2 separate regions of the Homo sapiens genome follow, and region 2 is linked to region 1. A link is a loop called in an ENCODE intact Hi-C map of the cell type or tissue named here. Cell type or tissue: CD4-positive, alpha-beta T cell. All regions are shown on one strand. Each heading gives the region's core, and the rest is flanking DNA. Links, peaks and the distances in the headings are about the cores only.

Evidence for each region. Hi-C counts contacts between places; a loop is a spot of excess contacts. Peaks named below come from ENCODE experiments on the same cell type or tissue, not always from the same donor. Only the 100,000 strongest peaks of a DNase experiment are listed, where the experiment ranks them.
Region 2: a loop joins it to region 1, with 2.4 times the contacts of the local background. A loop is called at or near these places in 12 of 110 quality-filtered maps.

Annotation. Positions count from the first base shown.
Region 1 is chr5:150,347,103-150,354,234 of GRCh38, reverse strand. LOC105378226 (a long non-coding RNA gene) reads left to right here. Exons shown (of 4, transcript XR_944407.3): 4 at 1-962. Among named protein-coding and RNA genes, the nearest start is that of TCOF1, 7.0 kb to the left of the region's middle. RefSeq lists an enhancer at 3,628-3,757. In CD4-positive, alpha-beta T cell, for the core only: CTCF peaks have their summits at 3,362 and 3,571 (motif pointing right); a DNase peak (open chromatin) is centred at 3,514; H3K27ac peaks cover 914 bases.
Region 2 is chr5:149,986,956-149,994,047 of GRCh38, reverse strand. TIGD6 (tigger transposable element derived 6) reads left to right here. Exons shown (of 2, transcript NM_030953.4): 2 at 1-930. SLC26A2 (solute carrier family 26 member 2) reads right to left here. Exons shown (of 3, transcript NM_000112.4): 3 at 6,648-7,092. Among named protein-coding and RNA genes, the nearest start is that of TIGD6, 10 kb to the left of the region's middle. RefSeq lists an enhancer at 3,158-3,217. In CD4-positive, alpha-beta T cell, for the core only: CTCF peaks have their summits at 2,884 and 3,083 (motif pointing right); a DNase peak (open chromatin) is centred at 3,077.

The DNA.
Region 1 (7,132 bases), core at 759-5,758:
GTTTGAAAGAATGATCATTCAGAGTGTTGAGAAGCAACTTGCCCACAAAATCCCCAATTGCCTGACAGCCTTGGCTCCCCAGTTGAGGTTGGTGGTCCTTAGTGTATGTGTGTCTCGTCCTGTCCTGCTGAGTGAATTCCTCCATCAGGGCTCACCTACCCAGCTGCAGGCTGGGGAGATGTATGTACATAGTGGGATTTATCCAGGCCTAGGGCTTTGCCAGATGGGTGGGGAAAAAAGGGCACAGGAGTCTAAAGTATTGGCAAAGAGATGCTAAAATTCTGGGTCCTGGGATCTACACTGGGTAGCGAGGGAAGCAAGGCAGATGGATGTTTGCAGGGAGAGAGTGGAATCCTTCACGGGCCAGGCCTTATGAGGGACCCCTGAGATCAGAGAGGGCTGGGAGCTGGAACTGGTGGTGACACCCAGGTTTCTGCTTGGGTGGCTGGATGGGTGATGAATGTACATGATGAGCATACAAACCATTGTAAGATCTAAGATTTTTTTCCACCAACACCTCCAGGAACCAGTTTTCATTTCCTCGAGGGCATCAAGGCCCCATTTGAGAATGCATGCCTTAGTAGAATGTAAACTCCCTGAAGGCAGACTTACCTTTGCCTTGTTGGTTGCATTATTTCCAACATTTTGCACAGTGCCTGCATACAGCAGGCACTTAATAAGTATTGGCAAGTGCAGGAATGGTTACAGACCTCTCCTGAAGAAGAAGGGAGGGCAGGGCAGGCAAGGTGCTCACTGAGTTTAGGCCTGGAGGCAGGAATGTGGAAGGCTTTGGAAGGCAGTGGGGAAGGAACTGGATTGTGCATCCTTGGCTGACCCTGGAAGAAATGCAGAACTGGAATTAAATTAAAGAACGAAAACAAAACCACACCAGGATTGTCTAATACCTTCTGTCTGGCAACAGGTTGTTTTTGTTTTGCTCCTAATAAAATTCATTGTCGGCACTTATGCTTTGTCCTCGGCTCCTGGGAGGCTGTCTCTTCTGTGGACAATTTCTTTATTTCCCTCATTTTCCAAATCATACCCTTCACTGAATTGCCTCAGGGCCCAAGCACAAAATTAGAACATTAAACTGATAAAATATAACATGGCAACTATTAAGACAGCAACAAACAAAACAGTGCATTAAAAAAAAAATTAGCCTCAGAGCATTTCTCTACCAGTAAGAGAAAATGCCTTTGTTAGTGGTAGAAGCCAGATGCTCCCAGACCACTGAACTGCGAGTGCCTCTTGGGGAAGCAGCATGCTTTAGTCACCTTGGATTCCCATGCAGGGCACGGCGAGGTCACTTAGGAAATGAATGAAGGAAGAATGAACAACAGAAGAGAAGGAAGCTCAACAGATGGGGCACTCTACCTGTCTCTCCCAGCAGGAATGGCTCTGACACAGAGGTGGGAGGTAGCAGCGATACAGGGGAAAGGTTACTGGGCCTCTCCCCTGTGTTACTGTCAGGAGTCAGGCCCTTTTCACCTGGCTCAGCTGTGTGACCTTGGGCCAGTCTCTTGCCCTCTCTGGTCCTCAGCATTACCTTCTGTTAAATGAAGCTGTTGAACAAAGACCCTTCCAGTAGTGGAACTCTTAAGAGAAGGGCCCATCTGGGAAGGGTGCCCTTCCCAGTAGCTCCCTTCATCCATTGTAACAACAGGTTTTCCCTGGGCCAAGTCATTTTGGCCAGTAGATTTCCCAAGACTTCCTTCCCTTTCGTGAAATGACACGAAATCTTTAATCTCACAGGAGCTTTTAAAGGTTTACAAGTTGTTACTGAAGTAACAAGTTAAACAATTCAGAGATATATTAAGACAAAGTCCATCATTTTTCCCTCCCTCTTAGCCATTCCCTGCCCACTTCTCCACACTAGAGCCTCTTCATTTCCCAATCAGAAAGAAGCCTGGTATTCAATCCCTTCACATCCTTTCTCTGCCCAGACAAACACAGACATCCTTCATAAGGTTTAGTCCTCCTTCTCCTTTTCCTTTTTCACTTCTCTTTACTTCTTTTCTTTTTTCTTTTTCTTTTCTTTTCTTTTTTTTGAAACGGAGTCTCGCTCTGTTGCCCAGGCTGGAGTGCAGTGGCATGATCTCTGTTCACTGCAACCTCTGCCTTCTGGGTTCAAATGATTCTCCTGCCTCAGCCTCCCGAGTAGCTGGGACTACAGGCATGTGCCACCATGCCCAGCTAATTTTTGTATTTTTAGTAGAGATGGGTTTCACCATGTTGGCCAGGCTGGTCTTGAACTCCTGGCCTCAGATGATCCACCCACCTCAGCCCCTCAAAGTGCTGGGATTACAGGCATGAGCCACTGCACCTGGCTTCTTTGCTTCTTTTCTTACAAAAGGGAATCATACTAAACACTCAACTCTGCAACTCTCTTTTTTCACCTAATAACAATACAGCAGAGCTATTTCTCTAGATGCTGGGATCTGCCACACTCTTTTGAGTAATAGTAACAGCTATCATTTGTTGAGTGTGTGCAGTGAGCTGGAGCTGTGCTTCCAGGCTCTAACACTAACCAATCAAAACCTCACAACATCCTATAAAGCATGTCAAATGGTTGTAGATGAGGAAACTGAGGCTCAAGACAGGCTCCAGCTGCCAGAGGGCTCATAACCAGTCCCTCAGTAGGGCCATCAACAGACAGAGATGGGAGATGATATGATACAGGTTATTCGCCTCTAGTTTTTTGGCTAATAGAGTAGTGTTGCTCTAAATATCCTAGTAAATACATCCTTGCAGACTGGAGCTTTAATTCTGTATGATGTAATTGCAAGTGGACCAGAGGGGATGCATGAGTTTTATTTTAATAGCTAAAGCCCAATTAACTGCCAAAAGGGTTGTAGCAATTCATAGCCTCATCAGCATAATTTCTTATTTTTGTGGTTTTATTTCTCAGAGCTAGAAGGGTCCTTGGAGAGCATCTAGCCCAGCTCACTCCTCTTGCTGATAAGGAAACAGGCCCAGTGACAGGAAGTGACTCGACAAGGACCCCAGCAGGTTAGAGGCAGAGGGAACTACCTGTCTACCTTTCCCTGGGCCATTGCCACATCCTCTTCCCTCTGCGCTGCCCCTGCCTTGTCCTTTCCTGTCCACTCTCCACGCTGCACTTGGCATCACATCACTTCCCTGCTCATTAAACCTCCCCTAGCTTAACCGCTGACCACAGGCTCAAGTCACAGCTTCTTCTTAGGCATTCAAAGCCCATCCCAGTCTGTTCTCTGGTGTGTCTCCTATCATCCAAACCAGCAGCTAAATCTTGAGTACTCTCTGTCCTCAGAACATCTCACTCCCTTCACACCATTTGGACAGAACTGCCTTTTTGCTCTTTGAAGTTTGACTGTTTCCTATTTATGTTTCAAAGCCAAGTGCAAAGGCCGCCTCTGCAATGGTGCCTTCCCTGACTGCCCAGCCTTCCAACCCTGGGCAGTCAGTCATCTGTGTTCTGCAACAAGGTGGCCCTGCCTCCACCCCTGGCTGCTTCCTCCCGGAGGTCATGTGTTGCAGAAGAACCAGCCAGGAGAGGGCAGTGCACAACCAAAGAAAGTTCTCTCAAAAGGTCAAGGTCACCAGAGTGCCTGGGGCCTGCCCAGTGTGGCCACCTGTGGATATCAGGTTCCACCCCAGTGGCAGGACCTTTGGCTAGCTCCACCCCTCCGTGGGCCTCAGTTTGCATCTCTGTGCAAAGGCAGGGTTGGACTAGCTCAGTGTTTCTGAAAGTGTGGTGATGCACAAAGTGACTTCAAGAGATAAAAAGATGGACATTTTAAAATGGAAATCATTATGTATTTATTTTAATGTGTATTAGACAAAAAATAACTAGCACATCAAACCTGTTATTTCGCAGATATTATTGCTTAGAATGGGGCTAAAGTAGGCATTCAAGTAAAAAACAGTGAGTCAATGTAAAAGAAAGTACCAATTAAATAATATACAGGTGGTAAGACAGCAGTGAATGGCTGCAATCGGGAAAACATTAGTCTGCTTTGATGTTCTAGAATGCTGTGATTTGCAGACTCCTGCCTTTGGTAGGGGTGGAGACAGGGAGAAGGAGCTGCTCCAGGGCTGGAAGGCTGGGCCTTGGGCAGAGGGTCAGGAACTCAGCAGATGGGCCCTGTGCCCCTGCCCCCCAGACCCTCCTCCACCTGTGGAGGGTACGAGGGCTGGCTCCCCCTCCCACCTTCTTTCTCAGCTTCTCTGCGGTTACTAAGGAGTGGGAGGCTGAAAGGGGCCTCATTCTGGAAGCTCATCTGCTCCCTCATTCTCACCCAGCACCCTGCTTGGCATAAACTATTCAGGGTGATGATGATTAACAAGGATGCAGGAAGGCACTGGGGGTGGGGAGAGAAAATAGGCGATGTGGACAGAGTTTGCTCACATATCTGAATGTCCAACCTGCCACGATTGTCTAATGATTCCTAAGCTTAGCTGTGCAGTGGAATCACCCGGCTAGTCAATGGAAATACAATTCCAAGGCCTCACATCAAGCAACTCCCATTTTGGGACCCCCACATCTGGGCTTTTAAAATCTCTCTAGTGGATTCTGAGGCTTCAAGGTTTCGAAGTGCACACCTCCCTCAGTGTACCTGTCGAGATTCAGAGAGGTTGTGTCACTTACTCAAAGTCACCCAGCAAGTCAAGAGCAGTTGTCCTGACTCCCAGCTCAGTTCTTCCCACTGAGTGTCCCTTGTTGAGCCTAGTCCATGGTTAGCAAAGACAACTCCGCTGAAAAAGTGGTGGGGTTTCTTTGAGCCTCCCTCTGGGCTTGTCAAGGACTTTCTACAGAAGAAAACAGGCTGTATGAGCTACCATCTGCTGAGAAGGCCAGACGGGTGGCGAGGGATGGTGGTGGGAGAAGGTGGAGGGAGATGCCAATGGAGGGGGTGGCTGGGAGACGCGGCCTCCTCTCACAGTTGCCAGCCTGAACAGTCAGCCTGCTGAGGGCAGGAGCTAGTCCGCATGCATGCCATTAGCCATTGGATTTTCACATGGGATCCTTAAGGAAGAGAATTAGGGCCAATGAATGGGAAGTTAATTCCAGATGAAACTCTCAAACAGTAATCAGTGACCTGGAAGACAATTGACCTTAGGGCAACTGTCCAGCTCCCTGATTTTTAATAACTAAGATATTTGGCATGTGAAAAATGCAGGGACACACACATACAGTTCCATGTTCCCATGATCTAGATTTCTTTCTTTCTTTTTGAGACAGAGTCTTGCTCTGTTGCCCAGGCTGGAGTATAGTGGCACGATCTTGGCTTATTGCAACCTCTGCCTCCCAGGTTCAAGCAATTCTCCTGCCTCAGCCTCCCAAGTAGCTGGGATTACAAGCATGCGCCACCAAGTCCAGCTAATTTTGTATTTTTAGTAGAGATGGGGTTTCACCATGTCATCCAGGCCAGTCTCGAACTCCTGACCTCAGGTAATCCAAATGCCTCAGGCTCCTAAAGTGCTGCGAAAGGTGTGAGCCACCATGCCCTGCGTAGATTTCTTTTACTTTTTTTTTTTTTTTTTAGAGACAAGTGTCTTGCTCTGTCACCCAGGTTGAACTGAGATGGTGATCATAGCTCACCGCAGCTTGAAATTCCTGGGCTCAAGCGATCCTCCTGTTTCTTCCTCCAGAATAACTGGGACTACAGGCACACACCACCATGCCCAGATAATTTTTAGAAACTTTTTGTAGAGACAGGATCTTGCATTGTTGCCCAGGCTGGTCTCGATCTTCTGGCTTCCAGTGATCCTCCTTCTGCCTTGGCTTCCTAAAGTGCTGGGATAAGAGGTGTGAGCCACAGCAGCCGGCCTAGATTGTGAAAAAAGACATTTCAAATACATAAGAGCATCTCAGTTCATTTCCCTTCCCTTTGCCCAGAGATAGTCACCAGCCCATTCCCGGAAGTTGGCATGAGTTGTTCCTGCACATGTTTATGTATACATGCTATACATGTATTCATTCATAAAACATAGAAAGTGTTGCTTTGTAGCTTTAAACTCTTTGTAAATGACATAATATTGTGCATAGCCTTCTGCAACTTGCTTGTTTTCATTCAACATTGTGTTTGAAATTTATCCACATTTGATGTGCAGAGCACCAGTATACACATATCCACTATTCAATCAATTTCATTGTAGGGGCATGTACTACAGTTTATCAATCCATTCTCCTGTTGATGGGCATTTGAATGATGTCCAATTTTCCATAATAAAAACCGCACTGCCGTGACCATCCTCATGCGTGTCTTGCATGTGCCTGGGGAAGAATGGCCGGGTGTGTGAGTATCTTGGGGCTCCCTGCCATTGCCTGACTGTATCTGAAAGGGTCAGTTTCTGTGGCTCCACATCCAGACTTGACCTGGCAATAGTCAGACTTTGGGATGTTTATCACTCTGATGGGGGCCAAATGTCTCTCGTTCTTGTTTTTAAGTTCTATTTCTCTGAAGAGTGGAGTTAAACCGTTTTCATAATTGTGCTAGTGGTTTGGATTTCCTCTTCTGTGGATCGCCTCTTGTACCCCCTGTCCGTGTTTCCATGGTGCTGTTCGTGTCTTTCTTATTGATTTGCAGGAGCTCTAATCTTGTGGTCTGCTGCGACTGTCTTTTGTTAGTCTGTGAATTATTTTTTCACTTTATGTATGCAGTCTTGCGATGCACAAAGGCTTTAGGTTTGAATATAATGAACTGCGTCAATGTCTTCCTCTATTGTTTGGGGTTCTACAATCCGCAGCAAGCTGAGGCCATTTCTTGGTGTGGCACCCTCCTCAGGAGGCCTTGACCTCAGGTGGAATGTTAGCACGGGCTTTAGAGCAGGGCCCACTTGGGTTGAAATTCAGGCTGAGTGATTTATAGGCTGGTGAACTTGGGGATAAGTCATTTTACCTTTGGGTTTCAGCTTCTTTACTTGTAAAATAGGGAAGAGAACTGTCTTGAGCTCTCAGGGGTGTTATGAGGCTGGAGGAAGCAGGTCAAGGCACAGTGGGAAGTCTTGAAATCCCCCAGGGAGAGGGAGGACTCACTGAGAAAAGCCTCAGAAGACGCTGCTCCCTGAGAGCCATCCAGTGTGAATGTCCTAATCTTGCCTGGCCCCAAGATTACAGTCTCTTCAAATCTAACTTTGCATCTGCAAGTGG
Region 2 (7,092 bases), core at 1-5,000, 360 kb after region 1:
CCCCCATCACTAATTGTTAAAAAAAGAATCAACTGTTCTTACTCTAGAGCTCTTTTTTCCTTTCTGCTGATTTGCTGGAAGCACTACAAGACTTCTGTTTGTTCGTTCGTTTGTTTGTTTGTTTGTTTTTAAAGATGGGGTCTTGTTATATTGCCTAGGCTGGAATGCAGTGGTTATTCACAGGCATGATTATAACACACTACTCTCTCTAACTCCTGGCCTCAAGCCATCCTCCCAAATAGATGGGACTACTGATGCACACTGCCATGCTGGCCTTACGAAATGTTTTAATAGGCATTTCACTAATAGGGATCTGGAGTACAAGGAAATACAGTGCATTTAAGACATAGGCTGGGCATGGTGGCTCATGCCTGTAATCCCAGCACATTGGGAAGATCACTTGAGGCAAGGAGTTTGAGACCAGACTGGCCAACACAGCGAGACCCCCATCTCTAAAAAAAAAAAAATTAATAAGACATGGATACAACCAGGGAGGGAGGTTATAATAATAGAGCATCCTGTTAATCAGAATCATGGGGGAGAACATACAGCCCAGCGTGCCTCTCACTTTCCAGAAAGGGTGAGAGGATCATTAGAGAGTTCATTAGAGAGTATTTATTCCTAATAAGTCAGATAAATGTCAGTTTCATTTTTAGAAGTTTCACACAATACCTGCTAATGGTGTGATGTCATTTTTCCCCCTGCTTCAGGTTAATTTTTTGGATATTTCAGAAACCCATAGCAATTCAGTGATTTTTCTTTTTGTAGTAGCTCAGTCAAAACAGGTAACAGCAGATTAATCATAGAAAATGTTGCTTCCACATTAACAAAACAATCACTGAAAAACAGCAGATGTTTAAATAGATTATTTTATAGCTTATTTTGGATATTTTTTCTTTTAATAAACTAATATGATCATTTGAATTAAAAGTACTGTACATATTTTAAATTCTTAACATGTGGGAGAGGCAAACTCTTCTGGCTAAGTCCTGTGGTTGTATTTCTTTGTCAGCTCCTTAATTGCTGTCATCATCCTCTCGTGTCAGGATTACTGCCACAGTATCTAATTCCTTCCCTCACCTTTCTCCTGCAGTCCATTCTGCACATATTGTTTGATCTATTGGCATCACACCATTTCCCCTGCCCAAGTGTCTGTAGTGGCTTTCAAATGCCTACAAAAAAAACTATTCAGCTGAGTTTTAGTATCCTCTATAGTTGACTACAACCTGCATTTCCAACTTGTTAGCTCGATACAATTCTGTGTACATAATGCTCCCTGAAGAGGCCATTGTTTTCTTTTACTGCATACCGACTTCTGCCTGTGTGCCTTGCCCAAATGCCTCATCCTGTTTTCTACTAAGCTAGGCCCTACACATTCAGGAACTAACTGGAATCCTCTTTCTTCCAGGCTTTCTTGGAGACTCCAGCAACTACTCCACCTGTTTTCCCCTCATCTTCTCCAAACTTCTTGTCTGTACCACTCAAATACTTAGATGTTTTCTAGATGTTCTCTGGCTCTTTAGACTGTAAGTTCCATGACAGCAGGGATCAGTCAACCTTTATAATCTTAATGGTGCCTAGGACTGTGCTGGACACATCGTAGGCACTTCAAAAAACATTTGTGTATAAATTGATAGACACGTACAATGTGTTGAAGCCACCTTATTTTTAAAGCTGTATTAAGCATTGATTCTACTAGAAATGGCTTGGAGATAAGGTAGGGTTTTATTCCATTTAAAAGGGTTTGCAAAATTTTTCCATGAATATAGTTGCCTCAAATATAATTCCAATCCAGGTTATAATCTCTGTTCTTTGATAATGAATTATATATAATGTAATTTGATAAGTATATAGAATATATACTATTTATAGTTGAACCCATGTCCCTCCACCAAAAAGTCATTGCAGGACTTCTGTTGGCTTCCATTTATACACACAAGACTTTAGTATGAAAGGGCTTGTCTAAGTGCTTTGCATATAGTAGATGTTCAGTAAATATGTGCTTAAACTTGCTTTTTTAAAAAAACAAATTTAACATCCCTGGCCGGGCATGGTGGCTCACACATCCCAGCACTTTGGGAAGCCAAGGCAGGCAGTTTGCCTGAGGTCAGGAGTTAGAGACCAGCCTGGCCAACATGGTGAAACCCTGTCTCTACTAAAAATACAAAAATTAGCTGGGCATGATGGTGGGCACCTGTAATACCAGCTACTTGGGAGAGTGAGGCAGGAGAACCACTTGAACCCTAGAGGTGGAGGTTGCCACTGCACTCCAGCCTGGGTGACAGAGTGAAACACCATCTAAAATAATAATAATAATAATAATAACAAATTTAACATTCTTGATTTACTTAATATATCATGATTTAGATCCTGGACTTCCATCGGAAGATGGAAATCATCCGAAAAAGAAAATTTTTTAGTTCAGTTTACACTGGCTAACACTTCGATTCTATTGGATATCAGGGGTTTTTGGTACTTTGTTAAGCTAAAAGAGGTTGATATTATCCCTCGTCAGGCTTTCTGTGGCTTCTCCGTGCCTCTTTGGTCACTCCAACCTCACTTGAGTGGCAACCCCACTTCTGCTCCAGTTGACTAATCCTCTCTGTAGGCCAACATACTATACCTAGGCACCTACCTCAATTGTGTTGTCATGAGGATAAAAAGGTGTACCTGAGACTAAGTGTTCTATAAATGCACTCTATTGTCATTCCATCCCTATTTGGAACATAATGAGTATCATCTAGAGTCAAGGACCTGCCTTATCAGCCCTTTTTTCCACTGACAGGTCTTGGGGTTCAGTGTTTGAGAGCCACCAGCCTAATCAATAGATGATAATTCAAGTTTTCTGTGCCATTACTCATAAGGGCCCTGATTCAAAAGCAAGTAAGCTAAGATTTATTGTCTATTATATTTCAAGCACTGTTTACTTATTATTTAATATTTTTAGTAAATCATAATACAAAACCACAGTAGACTCAGATAATTTAATTCCAAGGTTGTGGACCTATTAAACTGCTGTTCATGCTACCTGAAGCCAGACTTATCTTTAAAGTGGAATGTGGTAGCATACTGTGGCCACCAGAGGGCACAGGTGGACTACATAGGGAGACAGCGTCAACTGAAGAAACCTTTGGAGCTGCCACTTGTAATTTCTCTGATGTGGTACAGATTGAGAGGGAAGGCAACAAGGAAAGAAGGAAGAGACATAGGATGTTGGACTTGTTCAAACAATTTACCTAGAAGTAACTGCCTGGGACCACCTAATCCCCTCCATTACATACCATCTCTTCTCTAGAGACTTTTCCCAACCTATTAATAACCATAGGCCAGGCTGAGCATGGTGGCTCATGTCTGTAATCCCAGCACTTTGGGTGGCTGAGGCAGGAGGAATGCTTGAGCCCAGGAGTTTGAGAGCAGCCTGAGCAACATAGCAAGACCCCGTTCCTACAAAAATGAAATTAGTCAGATGTGGTGGCTCATGCCTGTAATCCCAGCTACTCGGAAGGCTGAGGCGGAAGAATTACTTGAGCCTAGGAGTTTGAGACTGCAGTGAGCCATGATTGCGCCACTGCACTCCAGCCTGGGTGAAAGAGCAAGACCCTGTCTCAAAAAAAGGCAAAAACCCAAAACCAAAAAACCATAGGCTATGTAACTGATCGTGGATAGACACTCAAGCTCTGGAAATGAGGCAGTATTAGGGAAATAATTACCCAACAAACATATCCATGTTTGCAGTAATAACTTATTTAACCTTATAAACCCACTGCAGGTCATAGGAGCTCTAAGGATGGAGCACATGGCCCTACTCTCAAGAAGCTTAGTAGAAGAGATAGACGGGACGTGGGGGAGTGAGTGGTAAATGTCATTTTTGAGAATATGCAAATAATATATTTTACTCTTTATGAGTGGTAAATGTCATTTTAGAGGATATGCAAAGATATACAGGAGTATAGAGGTGGACCCTAAAGGAGCCCCTGAATGAGAGAAGAGGAATTCAGTAGGAAATGTTGCTAAGGAAAAGGGACATTTGATAAGTATCTGGAAGGAAAAGTAGGGAGTTAGGGAGATGGGGCTGGGAGGCAACTCCTGGCAGAACAGCATATATAAAGGCCTGGGGTATTTTTTTTTAATGGCCCATTTGGGAGCACCTAAGGTTGGTGGGTGGTAAGCCAAGCAAAGGATGTGTGGTAGAACGAAAGGCTGGAGATGTAAGGGCAGAGTTTTTTAAGTCTTGTGGGTTAGACCATTTATTTTGAACTTATCCTAAAGGCACTAGAGACCCCTTCTACTTGCCCTAAGTAGCAATGGTCAACTTCTTTTTAATTAAAATAATTGATAACTAGTATGGAGGTTGGATTGTAGAAAAGCAGATAAACTAGTTAGGCTGTGGTATAGTACTGAAGAGAAATAATTAACACTGAGGGGTAGGAAAAACATGTTGGATTTGAGAGGCATTTACAAGGTAAGATGGATTTAGTGTGGGAGTTGTAAAGGGAGATTTCATGAAATTTCAGGTTTCTGCTTAAGTGGCTGGGTCGTGCCAGGATCAAAGTATGTTACCAGGAGAAAGGAAGACAAGTTTGAGGGTCATGTTACATGTGAGATGTCTCTGGGCATCCAGGCAGTTGTCTGTTAACAACCAGCCCTGGAGATTTATATACAGACAGATAGACTGTTTGGCGTTCTAGAATGGTTAGGCTAGAAATATTTTTTGGCTGCCACAGATAGCACGGTGATTGAGGACATACATGTGGATGAAGTTATGTAGAGTGGGCTTATAATGCAAGGTGTTCAACATATGGGAGTCCATGAGCCAACCTTTTTAGAGCTATACGTGTATACCTGCACATGTGGCTATTTCCCTGAGTCATACTTTCATCAGCCTCAACTGGATCTGAAAACAAAATACTTAAGCAGTGGTATTAAGTGAAGAGAGAAGAGGCCAAGGACACAAGCCCTGAAAGGACAGATGGGGAAGTGAGGCCCTCCAAGATGGCTGACAGAGATGCTCCAGAATGACTGAGTGTACCTCACAGGGCTCTGGATCCTAGGTGCTGCTCACAGGCAGGAGTGCACACTACGGTAAGACTGGAAGGACCCTTAGACTATTCAACTCCTTCACTCTGTGAGGTGGGAATGAGGTTGGGAGAATGCTCAGGGTTACTGCAAAAGGAGGACTAAAAACTGTCCTTAACCCTGTACCCTCATGAACTGAGCGAGGCATAAAGAGGAGGACATTCTGGGAGAGGCTTCATGGCATGTATAGGGTGAGAGTAGTGCTCTATTTCCTTACAAAATGGTGTGCTCCAATCAGGAATCTACTCCTAGTTCTCTCAGTCATCAGAAGGTGTTAGCCTCTATTTACTGATGGAAAAAAAATGTGGCTCAAAGGTCACTTGCCCAAATTCAGAGTTAAGATAGTAGTAAAACATGATCCAAAATTGGGCTTTCTGATCCCAGTACTGTATGGAATAGGAGTCACGCACGCCTATAATCCCAGCATTTTGGAAGGCCAAGGCGGGAGGAATGCTTGAGCCCAGGAGTTCAAGATCAACCTGGGCAACATGGTAAAACCCCGTCTCTACAAAAAATAGAAAAGACTAGCCGGAGTGTAGTGGCACACACCTATAACCCCAGCTGCTCAGGAGGCTGAAGCAGGAGGATTGCTTAAGCCCAGGTCAAGACTGCAGTGAGCCATGATTGCGCCACTGCACTTCTAGCCTCAGCGACAGGGCAAGACCCTGTCTCAAAACAAACAAACAAAAAACAGAAAGGGTCCTCAAGCAATCTAGTCCTCCTCCCCTCTTCACCAAAGGTTTAAGTGACTCATTCAAGACCATAAAGGAAAAAGAATTGGATTTCTTTATGTCCTTCTCCGAGGACAGATCCTTTTGTTATGACTGGGAAACATTAATGACTGAATTACTCTCCAAATGTAACAGATGATTTTTTTTTTCTTTAGATGGAGTTTCGCTCTGTCGTCCAGGCTGGAGTGCAATGGCCTGATCTTGGCTCACTGCAACCCCTGCCTCCTGGGTTCAAGCAATGCTCTGCCGCAAGCCTCCCGAGTAGCTGGGATTACAGGTGCCTGCCACCACGCCCGGCTAATTTTTGTATTTTTAGTAGAGACGGGGTTTCACCATCTTGGCCAGGCTGGTCTTGAACTCCTGACCTCGTGATCCACCTGCCTCAGCCTCCCAAAGTGCTGGGATTACAGGCGTGAGCCACCGTGCCCAGCCTAACACATGATATTTTATTTTATTTATGTATTTTTTTGAGACAGAGTCTCGCTCTGTCACCCAGCCTGGAGTGCAGTGGTGTGATCTCGGCTCACTGCAACCTCTGCCTCCCATGTTCAAGCAATTCTCATGCCCCAGCCTCCTGAGTAGCTGGGACTACAGGTGTGCACCACCAAACCCAGCTAATTTTTGCATTTTTAGTAGAGACGGGGTTTCACCACGTTGGCCAGGCTGGTCTTGAACTCCTGACTTCAGGTGATCCACCCGCCTGAGCCTCCCAAAATGCTGGGATTATAGGTGTGGGCCACTGAGCCTGGCCAACAGATGGTATTTTAAAACTCACTGGGGCCTAAATGTGTTTTAGTCAGAACCCTCCTTGCACTTAAATAATTTAAATACAGAGTAATGTATTATTAGAGTAACAATTTATTAGCAGACAAAACAAATGAAACCTCTAAATCTCAACACACATACAGGATCTTACATAATAAACAGCATAAAACATAAGCTTCTAGAAGAAAAGTATCTGCTATTAACCAACTCCCCCTCCTTTCCAGTAGGCTGCAATACATTAATAACTCATCCTCATCCCATAAGAGGGTTAAGCAATGATTTACATGGAATTACATCAAGGCACTTGCTTTAATTAAAAAATACAGTATAAAACATGTTCCTAAAAGTCATCAACCTTGAATAATTAAAGAAAAAACAGGCAGTATACTTTTTTGGTGAATAGACAAGACTGAGAATTTAAGTTCATTCACCTGTCACCCTGATATTGTCTTGGTTTGTGTACAAAGTTCCAAAGAAGACAAAAAAAGGTAGCCTATTACATAGATTGGTATGTTCATAC